3 separate regions of the Homo sapiens genome follow, and all the other regions are linked to region 1. A link is a contact called in ENCODE Hi-C or POLR2A ChIA-PET data. All regions are on one chromosome and are shown on one strand. The core of a region is the stretch at or near the end of the contact, and the rest is flanking DNA. Distances in the headings are between cores, read along the strand shown. Region 1 holds the start of CUL4B (cullin 4B). Region 2 has its middle 78 kb from the start of CT47B1. Region 3 holds the start of TMEM255A (transmembrane protein 255A).

Region 1 (4,060 bases), core at 1-2,500:
CCCAGCAATGCCAAGGCTCGCTATGCACCTGAAATAAATAAACCTCTTTAGAATACAAATTTCTCACCTGCAAAATCCGGATCAATCATACCGATTGTCAGTGTTATAAGGAATAACAGATTAAATACAATAGGTTGAAAAAGACCTCAAAATACTGCACAGAAACACCCGGTGTATGCTTCAGCACAAGGATCCTAACCACCCCCGGAAAATGAACCCTCCACCAAAAAAGGACCTCCCCTCCACCTCATTGATTATGCATAAAACATTAGGCCACCTCCAAACTGTTTAATATATTAACATAAATAGAGCACGTGACCCCTCGAGTGTCAAATCCTTATTAGGTGATTATGGATTTTGGCCTTGGTTACCTTTAAAGTTCTTGATCACTAACTTCTTAGCAGAGCCAGGTTTGCTGTTAGCAAAGCTAGAGACGGTGGTAGAAGATTTGGCTAGGCCGTTTGCATGATGCACCGAAGCCACAGAAGAGATTAATATACTCTTATTTTTAAGTTGCTGCTGCTGAGATGTTGCAGCAGTTGGTGAAGATGAGGAGGAGGAGGAGGAGGATTCCTCAGCCATCTTCGCATCAAACCCTACAAACTCCAGGGTGTCTTCAAAACGCAGCTTCTTCTGTATCGGTACGTGGCTGGAAGCAGCCACTGAAACCCCCAGGCAGAAGGACGAGGTTGAAGGGGATGCCGAATCCCTGGGTTGTAAAGGAGGAGTGGAAGAGGAGGAAGAGGTGGAATCAAAGTCTTCTCTCTCGTTACTACTGTTACTGCTGCTACTGCTGCTGCTGTTTAACTTTCTCTTCTTGGCAGAGGTGGGCGGAGTGGTGCTGGTATTACCATCAGTGGCAGATCTGACCTCCTGAGCAGCAGCAGCAGCTGAGGGACTGGGGGAAGAAAAACCTGTTGGAAACATGAAAATAGCGGGGTCAACAGGCAGAGGAGCATCAAAAACCTACGTTTATATGCCTGCGTGCGTGTAGGAGAGAAGGTAGCAATGCTAGAGGGGGAAGGGAAGAAAGAAGAGAGGAGAAACACAGAGGACGAGAAGGAAAGTGAAGGGGGGGGCTACACCGGGGGAATGGGAGGGTTTGGGAAGGCGGATAGGCTGACACCAGGAGTGAGCAGAACGAGGGGGGAGAGCGAATGAGGAGGCAGACAGGTAAACGGCCGTGCCGTCCCCCTCCCCTGCTTTTCGATCTCTCTCCCCCCCTTTCTGCAGGAGCGACTCAGCGAGTCTGTGAGGCTGCAGCTCCTCCTCCTTTTCTCCCTCTCCCTGGGAGGGGAGAGGCTGTGGTTGGGGGAAAGGGGGAGGGGGAAAGAACCAGGGCTTGTTATTGTCAATAGCACAAGAGGCTAAAGATGGCGCCATTTCCGGTCACGCGGCGCCGAGGGAGGGGCGGTGTCAACCTCAGGGAGTGGGGGTGAGGGAAGCGCTGCAGCCGCCCGGGGGGCGGGGGAGCTCGCGCGTGAGGGGGCGGCTGGAAAGGGGCGGCTAAAGTGCCCCAGACGCTCGCGCTAGTTCGCTCCTGCTCCCGCTCCCCTTCGCGATCCCCTTTCCTGGCAGCGCCTTCCTTCCCTGGCCCACCGGGAACTCCCACTCCCTCCTTAACGGTCCCGCGGGAAGCTTCGCGCCGCAGCGCCCTTACCGGAAGTGACTGGGCAGACACTTTTCATAGCGCCCAGATCCCGAAGCCCCCAGGTCCGCAGGACTTGAGTGGGGGGGGGAAGGGGGGAGGGAGAAATTGGGGGGAAGAAAAGTGGATAGGAGGAGGGGGCGGGCCTTCGAGACACCTTCGGAGCTCCTGATTGGAGCTTTCTGAAGGCGAGGGGGTGGGGGGGGTGGCGGGAGGAGCGGGAAGGAGCCTCGGGGGAGGGAAGGTAGTGACGGCGAGGGGCGGAGTGAGCTAGCTGGGAAAACGGAGGAGGAGGAAGAGGAGGAGAGAGGGAGGGACGGAATAAAACGTAAGGGTCCGGGAGAATAGAAACTTTGAAAGAGATGAAAGAATAAGGAGTGGTTGCAAGGCTAGGGGAGTAACCCTAAATAGAGGAAAACATAATCATGCCATTATGCCCGCTGCTGGAGAGGAATGTCCCTATGTTAAGATAGGAAAGGAGAAGAAAACGAGCTAAGATAGGAAGAAAAGGACTTTTTAATTCGGTGCCGGTATAAATTGTTTCTCTTTTATCTCAAGGCACCACAGACCCAAGGCTGAATAAGGCCTGAATTTTGATGCCTTTCTCTTTCATGTAGCTGTAAATCCTTTTATCTTACTACCAGGAGCATTTTCTAAGCTGGCTGGCCAAATTAAGTGTGTATTCTAAGGCGAAGAAATGGAAAGGTAACTAACCCCTCACCCACCCAGCACTATGCCCAGGATCGTCCTAACCCCCACTCTATCAGTCCTTAACTCAGTAATTTATAGACCCAACAAAGCTAAGACCCACTTCCTTCTTTTGCCAAATCTCAGTTTACACGCTGTCCCAAAGGAGACATTTTAGAACCATATCGGCAAAAGTCAGTGTTTTCTACTAATGTGTTTCATGACCCCATGCTTTACAATTGATTATTGATTTAAAAAATCTTTAAGTTTGGTTAAATTAGCAACAATAAACCTTGTAAATTCCCTGTTGGGAGTTTTTACTTAACCTTGGGGCATTCTCAGAGGGAGGTAACACAATATCAAAAACTAAATTTGCCAACCTGTTGATCATTCTAACTGCAAAAGCATTCAGTTAGCATGTATGGTAAGACTATGCAAGGTCTCTGCCCTTGAGAAGCCAGTAGGGGAAGATAGTTTCAAAACTAATTTCCATAACAATAATATGACATATATACAAAGTGCTGTCAGAAGAGGCAAAACAAGAAATTTGGGAGAAATCTGGAATAGGAAGAGTTCTACAGAGATTATGTTTATGCTGTGTCTCAAAGTGGGAGTTGCCAAAAAGAGAAGAGGGAACAGGATGAAAGGCATTCTGGGGAACGGAAACAAGGGCAAAGCAAGGAGTGAAAGGGCCAGGCCTGTTTATGGAAACATGGAAAGTGCAGTGAGGCTGGGAAGTAGGATGTCTGGCTGGGAGTAAGGAAGATGAGGCTCAAAAGTGCCTGGCACACCAAGCCAAGAATTTGGAGTCTACTCTGTAGGCGATCATAGATAGCAGGGAGACAATCCAGCAAGCAGAGCTTTTACAAACCAGGGGTGACAGGATTGTGAGTGGAGTAAAAGCAGCTTGTATGGTATACCTTGTGATAGGTGAATCAGAACCCTGCAAATAAATCAACTTTCTAACTTTGTTTAAACAGGCCCACTTGTTTTTGTGTCTTGAAAAGTCCCTGATTAAAATGCAAATCAACCTTTGGCATTATTAGACAATATCATTGCTATTTGATGACAGCCTGCTGAAAGCAAGGCTCTAATGGAACTTAGAACCGCTGAGAAGGGAGATGGGGGCCTGAAAGGAGACAGATGGAAGCACTCCTATCTGTTTTGAATATACCACATAGTTTTTTTCATTTTGTTTTGTTTTGAAGACAGAATCTTGCTGTGTCGCCCAGGCTGGACTGCAGTGGTGTAATCTTGGCTCACTGCAACCTCTGCCTCCCGGGTTCAAGCGATTCTTGTGCGTCAGCCTTCTTGAGTACCTGGGACTACAGGCATGTATCACTACGCCTGCTAATTTTTTTTGTATTTTTAGTAGAGTCAGGGTTTTGCTATGTTGGCCAGGCTGGTCTCGAACTCCTGGCCTCAAGTGATCCGCCTGCCTCAGCCTCCCAAAGTGCTGGGCCTACCATATAGTTCTTGCTGCCCAAATAGAAACAGTAAACTCTTAAGGCCAGGAAAGACACCTTAATACATTGAACTTTCCTTTATCGTGTCTCACAGTTCACAAAATGCTGAACCACTGTAAATGCAGGGTAAATGCTTATTGAATTGAGTATTTCATTGCATGTGAATAAAATAATGCTGTGTCTTTATAAGGGAGGATTAACTGACTCATTTTCAGGATTTAATGAACAAGGTTGTTCTAATTCATGTAGTTAAAATCTT
Region 2 (3,532 bases), core at 459-2,958, 240 kb after region 1:
GCAGACAGTACTTAGAACAGGGGAGCTTGGTATGAAGAATCACCAGGGTGCTTGCTCCTTCTACTATGAATGAATGGGTTAGTGGTGAGTCTTGCTGGGAATGGCCCTCTTGAGCAATATTTTAAAAAATATAATAATGCGGCATTCAGTTATGGTTGGGGTGGAGTGTAGGGACTCAGTCATTCATCTATCCAGTCATTTATTCAACAAATATGTATGGTTTCTTACGGATTAGGCACTTTTCTAGACTCATCTGTGAATGAAATAGATACAATTCTTGCCCTCATGAAATTCTAGTTGGTGGTATGGAGGGGCAAAAACATTAAACAAGTAAGAGACAAATATGATGAGATGAAACCAGGTGCTGACAAGGGTTATAAAGAAAATACATTGTCAATGTGCTAGAGCAGACATGCGTTAGATAAGAAAGGCCTGTCTGAGACAGGAGTGTGTAATTTATGTGAAGATCAGGAGGAATAGCTTTCTAGGCAAAAGGAGCAGCTACTACTGAGGCAATGAGTAGGGACTTAGCATTCTAGGCTGAGGGAATACAAGTAAAGCCATGGAGGCTCAGATAATCTTTGCTAAGGGGTGTAGTGGTAGGTTTTGGATGGGGAGGAGGTGGCACTGTGAGGACTTCTTAATTAGACTTTTTTAAATGAACTGTCCCCCAAACACATAAGGACTCAATAGCTTTCAGGCCCCTTGACCAAAAGAAGACATTGTCTGAAATGGAGGTTTTTATAGCCTCTGACACCCATTCTGATGTTCATGAGTTGGCAGAGATGATTGTGAATCCATTTTTAGGATGCAGGAAAGCATGACTTTTTTGCATACATTCTCTCTTCCTTTCTTCTTCATATACACCCAGTGAAAAAATTGGACAGATTAAATCACACTAAAATGTTAGTGAGTGTGTATAATCCCTCCTATGAGTAGTTGCCCTTTTAAGAAGACTCCAGAGAAAAAGAAACAAATATAGGAAAGGATAAATGAAATGACTGAATTCTTAATATTAGAATTTCAAACCCTTGGCCAGCCAAGTAAATGAAAAATCCCCTTTAAGTTTGTTGGCATCTTTCACCTACAGATTCATGAGGTCAGGGAACACTCTCGGATATTCAATTAGATTTCTTTTTTAAAAAAATTTTATTTTATTATTATTATACTTTAAGTTTTAGGGTACATGTGCACAATGTGCAGGTTAGTTACATATCTTTTTTGTTTTTGATTTTATTTTAAGTGCCAGGGTACATGTGCAGGATGTGCAGGTTTGTTACATAGGTGTATATGTGCCCTGGTGGTTTGCTGCACCTATCAACCTGTCACCTAGGTATTAAGCCCCATATGTATTAGCTATTTTTCCTGATGCTCTCCTCACCCTGCTCTCCCGCGACAGGCCCCATTGTGTGTTGTTTCCCTCCCTGTGTCCATGTGTTCTCATTTCAACTAGATTTCTTATTAGCATTCCTTCTCTGTCTCAGATCTGGAGGTATTCCAGATGTATGCACAGCAGCCTCTGGGAACTATCTGCATTTTCCATCTGCTGCTGGAGTCCATTTTCTTGAACTTTGGTTTCCCGCCTGAAGACAGGAACAATCTCTGCCCTTCCCCTCCCCATAATGAGCTTGGAAGGCTGACAGAGAAGATTAAGATCATTGCCATCAAGTTTTATCTGCTGTAAGCAAAAACAGGAAACCAAGAAAGAAAGGCGCAGCATAGCAATAGCTTTTGAGTGGGTAAGATGGGTGAAGTTTTTCTTAAATCCTCTTTCCCGTGTACCTTCCCACCCACATGTTCTTAGTCAGATTTATTTTTTGCATATTAGTTTCTGAGGATGACAAGAAACTTGCCCTTTTCTTAACTGTGATTTTCAGAAGCAGATTATCCTGCACTTAGTTGAGACCTCTTACCAATTCCTTGGAATAAATAATACCCTGGGCTCAGGAAGTGGGTGTTGAATAGAAATTTTATGACTCATAATGGAGTGTCAAAATAGCACTGCTGATGTATGTATGGGTCCCTTATCAATTTTGGAAATGACACTGGGTAGAGCCATATTTTCCTCTTGCATGGAAGTGCTCTGACTAAGGGAAAGTTCTTGATTTCTGCACTGTTTGGCATCTCTTGATATTTAAAAGTCCCACATTGAATGGTGGCTTTTCTCAAAGGTGACTTGGGTTTGGCCTAGAAAGAGAGCTGTTCTCAGAGGAGGGGCCAGAGCATTTCCCCCAGGAGGGGCAACCAGAACCTAAGCTGCCAGGATGAAGGGAGAAAGATTGACATTTCCCTGGCTTATGCCTTGAGGTACTTGTTTCCAAAGAAGGCTGAGGTCAGGATTGTATGCTTTTCCTAGAGTAGGCTGTAAGTTCTCTCATGATATCAAGCAGTTAGTTGACATTCCCAGGTCTCAGGCCTTTCCTTTTCTCTCTCCCCTGCTGGAGGAAATAAAAAGTGGTTCTTTCACAGGGCCCATGGGTCTGAGGGGAGCCTTCCCTTGAGCTCAGCCCTTCTCTTAGGATAGCACCTCAATGACCACACTCAGCATGGGCCCTATTAGTGTAGTTTTCTCATTAATGATTGTTTTGCAGTAATGAGGTTCTATGATATGCCTGTTGGATTGTTTGTGCTCCATGTTGATACCACTCAAACAACAAATATTTGATAACATTTGTTAATAATAATATGAATAATAATAATGATACAGTGGGGCACTTGAAAACAATATGAAATATATTCCTGCTCTTCATGAGTTCAAGAACCAGTTGAGGAGATAGAAAACCTGGCATAAATAGAGAAAAACAAGACAGCGTAGAATGAGATGGCAGATTGCACAGAATGAGATGCTAGATTGTGTAATTTAGTCTATAGGGATTCGAGGGGAAGAGCAGGGAGAAGCAATGTCAGGATGGCAAAGCTAGGAAAGTCTTCCAAGAGGATGCAGGGCTTAAAGGGTGACTAGAACTTGGTGGGGTGAAGACAAGTAAGGGGATATGTGGCAGAAGTGCCAGCAAAGGTATGGAGACAGAAACTGACTGCCGTATATATACACAGAGAATAGGCAGTGATGGTTTAGCAAAGTCGATATTCTGAAGTGGGATATTCTCATTGAGGGGTTGTGGGACTGGAAGACTGTAAAGGCATGGTGAGGCCAGGTAATGAACATCTCAGAAGCCAGATATTTGATTTGAACTGTTTTTATTAGGCTCTTTTGTTTGCAAGTGATAGAGACACTTTCGAGTCATCTCAAGTAAAGGGGTGGTGGGGTATTGTTAAAGAGCAGTAAGAAAGAAAGGTTTCAGGGGAAGCAAAGTCAGAAACCAGAGTGCAGAGGGACCTCATGGGAATTGTACTTGGCTTCATGGCAGCTTCAGGGACCTCAGCAGGGTTCTAAGACTTTTCACCCTAGAGTTCTGTCATTAAAATGGCTCAGCTCTACTTCCCCCTCACTACTGACTGCCTTAAGTGTTTTCCTCTGCCCAGGTTAGCTTTTGGATAGTTCCTAATTCCTATTTAATTTGTTGTTCCTGCT
Region 3 (4,011 bases), core at 929-3,428, 250 kb before region 1:
GCAGTGTGGAGACTGGGCTGGGCGAAGCCCACTCAGCTGTTTGTTGCGCAGACCTTTCGAGAAACACAAGATCGCTGAGGGCCCCTGGGAGCCCAAGAAAGAAAGCTCTTCATCTTGTTCCCCAACCCACAGAGCAGTGCGCCAAGTAGCGACTCTTTAAGCCCTGGGCCACCAACCAGCCCACTCCCCGAAGGCAGACGGGCCCGGGGCGCTGTGGCTTGATTTGCAGGTGGTTAGGTGGTTGTCGTCCGCAGCGGGAATGGACGCTGCGGAACCCCAGCACTCTTCCACTCTGCCCTCCCTCGCGAAGCGCAACAGCTTGGCGTCGGGGAGCCAGGGCTGCGTTGTTGGCGCCACAGCTGGCCAAGGTAAGCAGTGCATTCCCACCTCTCTGTCTCTCTCTCTCTCGCTCTCGCTGTCGCTCTCTCTCGCTCTCGCGCTCTCTCTCTCTCCCTCTCCCTCTGTATGTGTGTGCGCGTGGTGTGTGTGTTGGAGAAAGAGTGCGCGCGCGCGAGCTGGGAGTAAGGGGGAGTCTGGTACTGCTGGGCTCGGGATTCGGACCAAGTCCTTGGCCTCATTTGTACCCCGTTGTAAATAACTACGCCCTTAAAAATGAAAAAGCAAATTCTTATACTGAATATGCAAAACCATTGAGGATACGGATCTTTCCACCATCCAGGAGATAACACTTTCTGGGGCCCCTCCGGTGAACGAGTTTTGTTGACACTGAGTCTTCTGCGGGCAGTAGGGAGATTATATAGGGGGTTCGATCTTCTCCCTGCCCCCTCCACTCGAGATGTTCCCGCAAATTCATCGGAGAAGACCTGAGCAGACTGATGGCAGGAACTGCGGGACAGAGGGATTTTGCAGAATGTAAAGTATGTTGGAAAGAGAGAATTCGATTTGATTGAAGTGTATCCGAGGCGAATTTTAAAAGATTAGGTGGGATCATGATTTTACAATCCCCTCCCGCTCTCCAGGGCTCCAAATTAATTTCTCCGCCCAGTGAAATCACAGGGCTTGGGAAGGTGCCTAACAGCTGAGGGGGACTGGGTTTGTTTTTTTTTGTAACTACCAAAAAGCAGCTTCGAGGGGCAGCCAAGTTGGTGCCCGAAGGTAGCTGTCCCCCAGTTTCTATAAGGAAAGGAGTCGAAGGGTGCCCCTCCCCCTCCATTCCGCCCTGCGAGGAAAAGCGCGACTTCAGAAGATGCGCGGGCTCGCGCTGGATGTTTCTTTCTCGCGCTCTCACTCCTGCCCCTGACTCCCTTTTCACACTCATGCACATTCCGTGCATTTGGAGCAGAGTAACAATCAAATTCAAAGAATGTTGATCCCGCCGCTGCAGAGGGCAGGGCTGGGCTGTCTTGAGTGATTCCTCAGGAATTCCCCTCCCCTCATCCCCCCCTTTCTTCTCACCCCCGCCCATCCCCCAGAGTTGCGCAACCCGCCCCCCCCCCCCAATCAGCGAGGTGCAAGTCAGGCCCCCACCCAACTGCATCTCTAAATTTCAGGGCAGCTTCAAGAGAGTTGGGAGGGGGCGAGGACCCTGCTTCTAATTGTCGTTAGTCGTGAGCTCTTAGAAGTGACCAGGACTTTGCAAAGAGGGAGTGTCGAATGGAAAGCGAAGGCGCAGGTTGCAGGGAAGTGTTTTGATCCTCAGATTGCTGGGATTTACCACCGACTGCAAGTCTGTAGACACACGCACACAAACAGGCACACACCCGCACTCCGGGGCAGAGATACTCCGACGCAAGCTTGGCGCTCCGATCTCCGCACGTCGCTCCCGCTGCAGCCAGGCCGCTCCCCTGGGACTCTGGTCCACCACCCAGACGCTGGGGCGCGAAGACCACCCCATCCATGCCCCGTTTCCCGCTCTCCGGCTTTTGGGGCAGCTGGGGCGTTCACAGTCCAGAGGCCAGGGCACTCAACCCCTGCTGCCGCCGCCCGAAGGAAGGGCCGCTAGACTTACCCATGGAATCGGGCAGGGACATGTCGCTGGACCGCTGCTGAGTCAGGGACTGATGCATGGTGAAAACTGCCCGGTTGCCCCAGTCCCCGAAGCTGCTTCAAGCGCCCCCGGCTCTGGGCGCCCCGCAGAGCATCCTACTCCGCGGTTGCCTCTCTCGGTCCTTCCGAGAGCTGAGAGACACTGCCTCTGGTTGCGAGCTGCAGCCCAAGTGCCGCCTCCCCCTCCCTTCCACTCTTCTCCCTCCCTCCTCTTCTGCCTCCCTCTGCTCTGGGAGGCAGCAGCATTGGCGGTCCGTGCAGCCGCGTGCGCTTGCGCAAGACCCCCCCCCTCCTCCCTCCCCCTCAGTCTCCCCATCCTAGTTATCCACCTCCCAGCCTTCCAAGCCAGACAGGGAGCAGTTTTAGCCCCTTGGGGCCAGGGCTGCGCAGAGAAAGAGGGGGAGGCTTCAGTATGAAGCCAACCAACCTTCTCTATAGTTGGACAGGGTCTTGGGTAATTATCCTGTTCTAGGATTTATAACTGGGGAGGGGGTCAGAGTCAGAGGTTCAGAGCTGAGGAACACACACACACACACACACACACACACACACACTTGAGCAGGTCTGGTCTTAGTGCTTCCAGAATGACATAATGGAGCTGGAGATGATCCAGAGAAGGGCCACTCTATAATCAAAGGGATGGTGTGTGTGGGGCGGGGGGAGGGTGGTGGCTGACATATGAAGATAGATTAAACAAACGCAGACTCTTTAGTCTAGAACGATGAAGGCTGGGAAGTGATGTGACCAGAGTGTATAAAATTATGCAGAGACGGAGAGAAGGAGCACAGCCTTATTCACCAGACCTGAGAATTCTAGAACCAACAGCCCCCAATCTTTAGCTAGAAAATTCAGCTAAAGTATAACTCTGCACCAGAACCCCAGTTTGTACTGTTCAAGTGCTTTTATAACAAGGATCTCATTTTATCATCATAGCAGCCATGCAAGGGAGGAAGAGGAGTTATCAATAACCCCATTATGCAGAGGAGGAAACTGAATCTCAGAGAAGGGAAGAAAATATCCTGTGCCCACTCAGCTAGTAAGTGGCAGAAGTGAGAGCTAGAACCTAGATCTGTTGGACTCCAAGGTGAGTGTTCTTGCTATGGCGACTGAAAAGAACTATTATTCTCTATAGCAAATGGAAAACCTAAGGAATTCATTAGCTCCAAAAGATGCAGCAAGATGAAAATGCAAGTAGCTTTGGAAAGAGTGAAAGTAAAGTCATGGCTGACAGATCCACTGTGGATTACTAAGGGAAACTGGGGATGAGGTGGGAATGTCATTGATCTTGGAAGACAGCCAAATCCTTCTCGAACCTATCCTTTTGGACCCCATTAGGATATTGGGCTTGAAGCACCTTGTGGTTGGACCAAAAGGTGGTTTGAATGTTCTCAAAACAACTGCAGATCAGGATGAGGCCTCCTTGGAGTGCCCCCAAGACATCTATCTGGTGGCCAGGGGAGGTGGAGGGTGAGGAAGCGGGTAACAGTGGACTCCACCTCCCTCTGGGAACAGCCCTGGAAGCCTAACATAGCTAAGAGAATATACCTATTTGGAGGTGCCCATACTGTCCCATTGAGGAGCTCCCAGGCTCTGCTTGCCAGGTCTCCTTCCAACCACCTCCTTCTGATGGTTGCTGCAATCCTTTCTCCATGTTCCCCGAAAAACCCAAACCAAATCAAGTATAAAACTATTCTAAGAGTCAATGGGATGAAGAAGAGTACTTGGCTCTTTCCAGATCTGCCTTGCTAATCTACTGTAAAGCTTTGTTTTTCTTATCCAGGAAATGGGACTGAAGGCCCTTGCCCTTTCCCATCTTCTGAAGGAAGAAAATATGTTTCTTGAAGATTAAAAAGGAAGCCCTTTGTAAAGAACTTGGGCACCCCAGGGGCCACGTTGAATGCTGTGTCAGGTATTATTAGCAACCCTACACTATACATGTGGTTTAGAAATCTGTGATATATGTCCTAGATAGAGACAAGATGCCTACTATTGTAGATGTGTGTG

What was found. Hi-C counts contacts between places; a loop is a spot of excess contacts on that map. ChIA-PET counts read pairs that join two places held with the same protein, here RNA polymerase II (POLR2A). Pooled maps may share reads with other maps.
Region 2: a loop to region 1 is called in a map of endothelial cell of umbilical vein, with 9 times the contacts of the local background. The contact joins the enhancer-like site here to the promoter of CUL4B in region 1. A Hi-C loop is called at or near these places in 1 of 168 maps with a recorded cell type or tissue (endothelial cell of umbilical vein) and 4 of 50 pooled maps. POLR2A ChIA-PET finds 5 or more read pairs at or near these places in 2 of 52 experiments (HEK293 and activated B cell).
Region 3: a loop to region 1 is called in a map with no recorded cell type, with 7 times the contacts of the local background. The contact joins the promoter of TMEM255A here to the promoter of CUL4B in region 1. A Hi-C loop is called at or near these places in 11 of 37 single-sample maps with no recorded cell type and 10 of 50 pooled maps. POLR2A ChIA-PET finds 5 or more read pairs at or near these places in 6 of 52 experiments (HEK293, OCI-LY7, activated B cell and 3 more).

What each region holds. Positions count from the first base shown.
Region 1 is chrX:120,559,712-120,563,771 of GRCh38, forward strand. It overlaps CUL4B (cullin 4B), which reads right to left and starts at 1,251. Exons shown (of 20, transcript NM_001079872.2): 1 at 372-1,251. The coding sequence starts at 927. RefSeq lists enhancers at 320-1,205, 1,203-1,497, 1,206-2,090 and silencers at 1,471-1,550, 1,851-1,900.
Region 2 is chrX:120,795,748-120,799,279 of GRCh38, forward strand. No RefSeq gene overlaps it. Among named protein-coding and RNA genes, the nearest start is that of CT47B1, 78 kb to the right of the region's middle. Within about 2 kb of position 1,709, at least 2 of the 41 ENCODE cell types and tissues checked have a DNase peak (open chromatin) inside an H3K27ac peak, as active enhancers do; they include endothelial cell of umbilical vein, where a contact is called at or near this core.
Region 3 is chrX:120,309,283-120,313,293 of GRCh38, forward strand. TMEM255A (transmembrane protein 255A) reads right to left here and starts at 2,179. Exons shown (of 9, transcript NM_001104544.3): 1 at 1,970-2,179. The coding sequence starts at 2,027. RefSeq lists an enhancer at 146-195.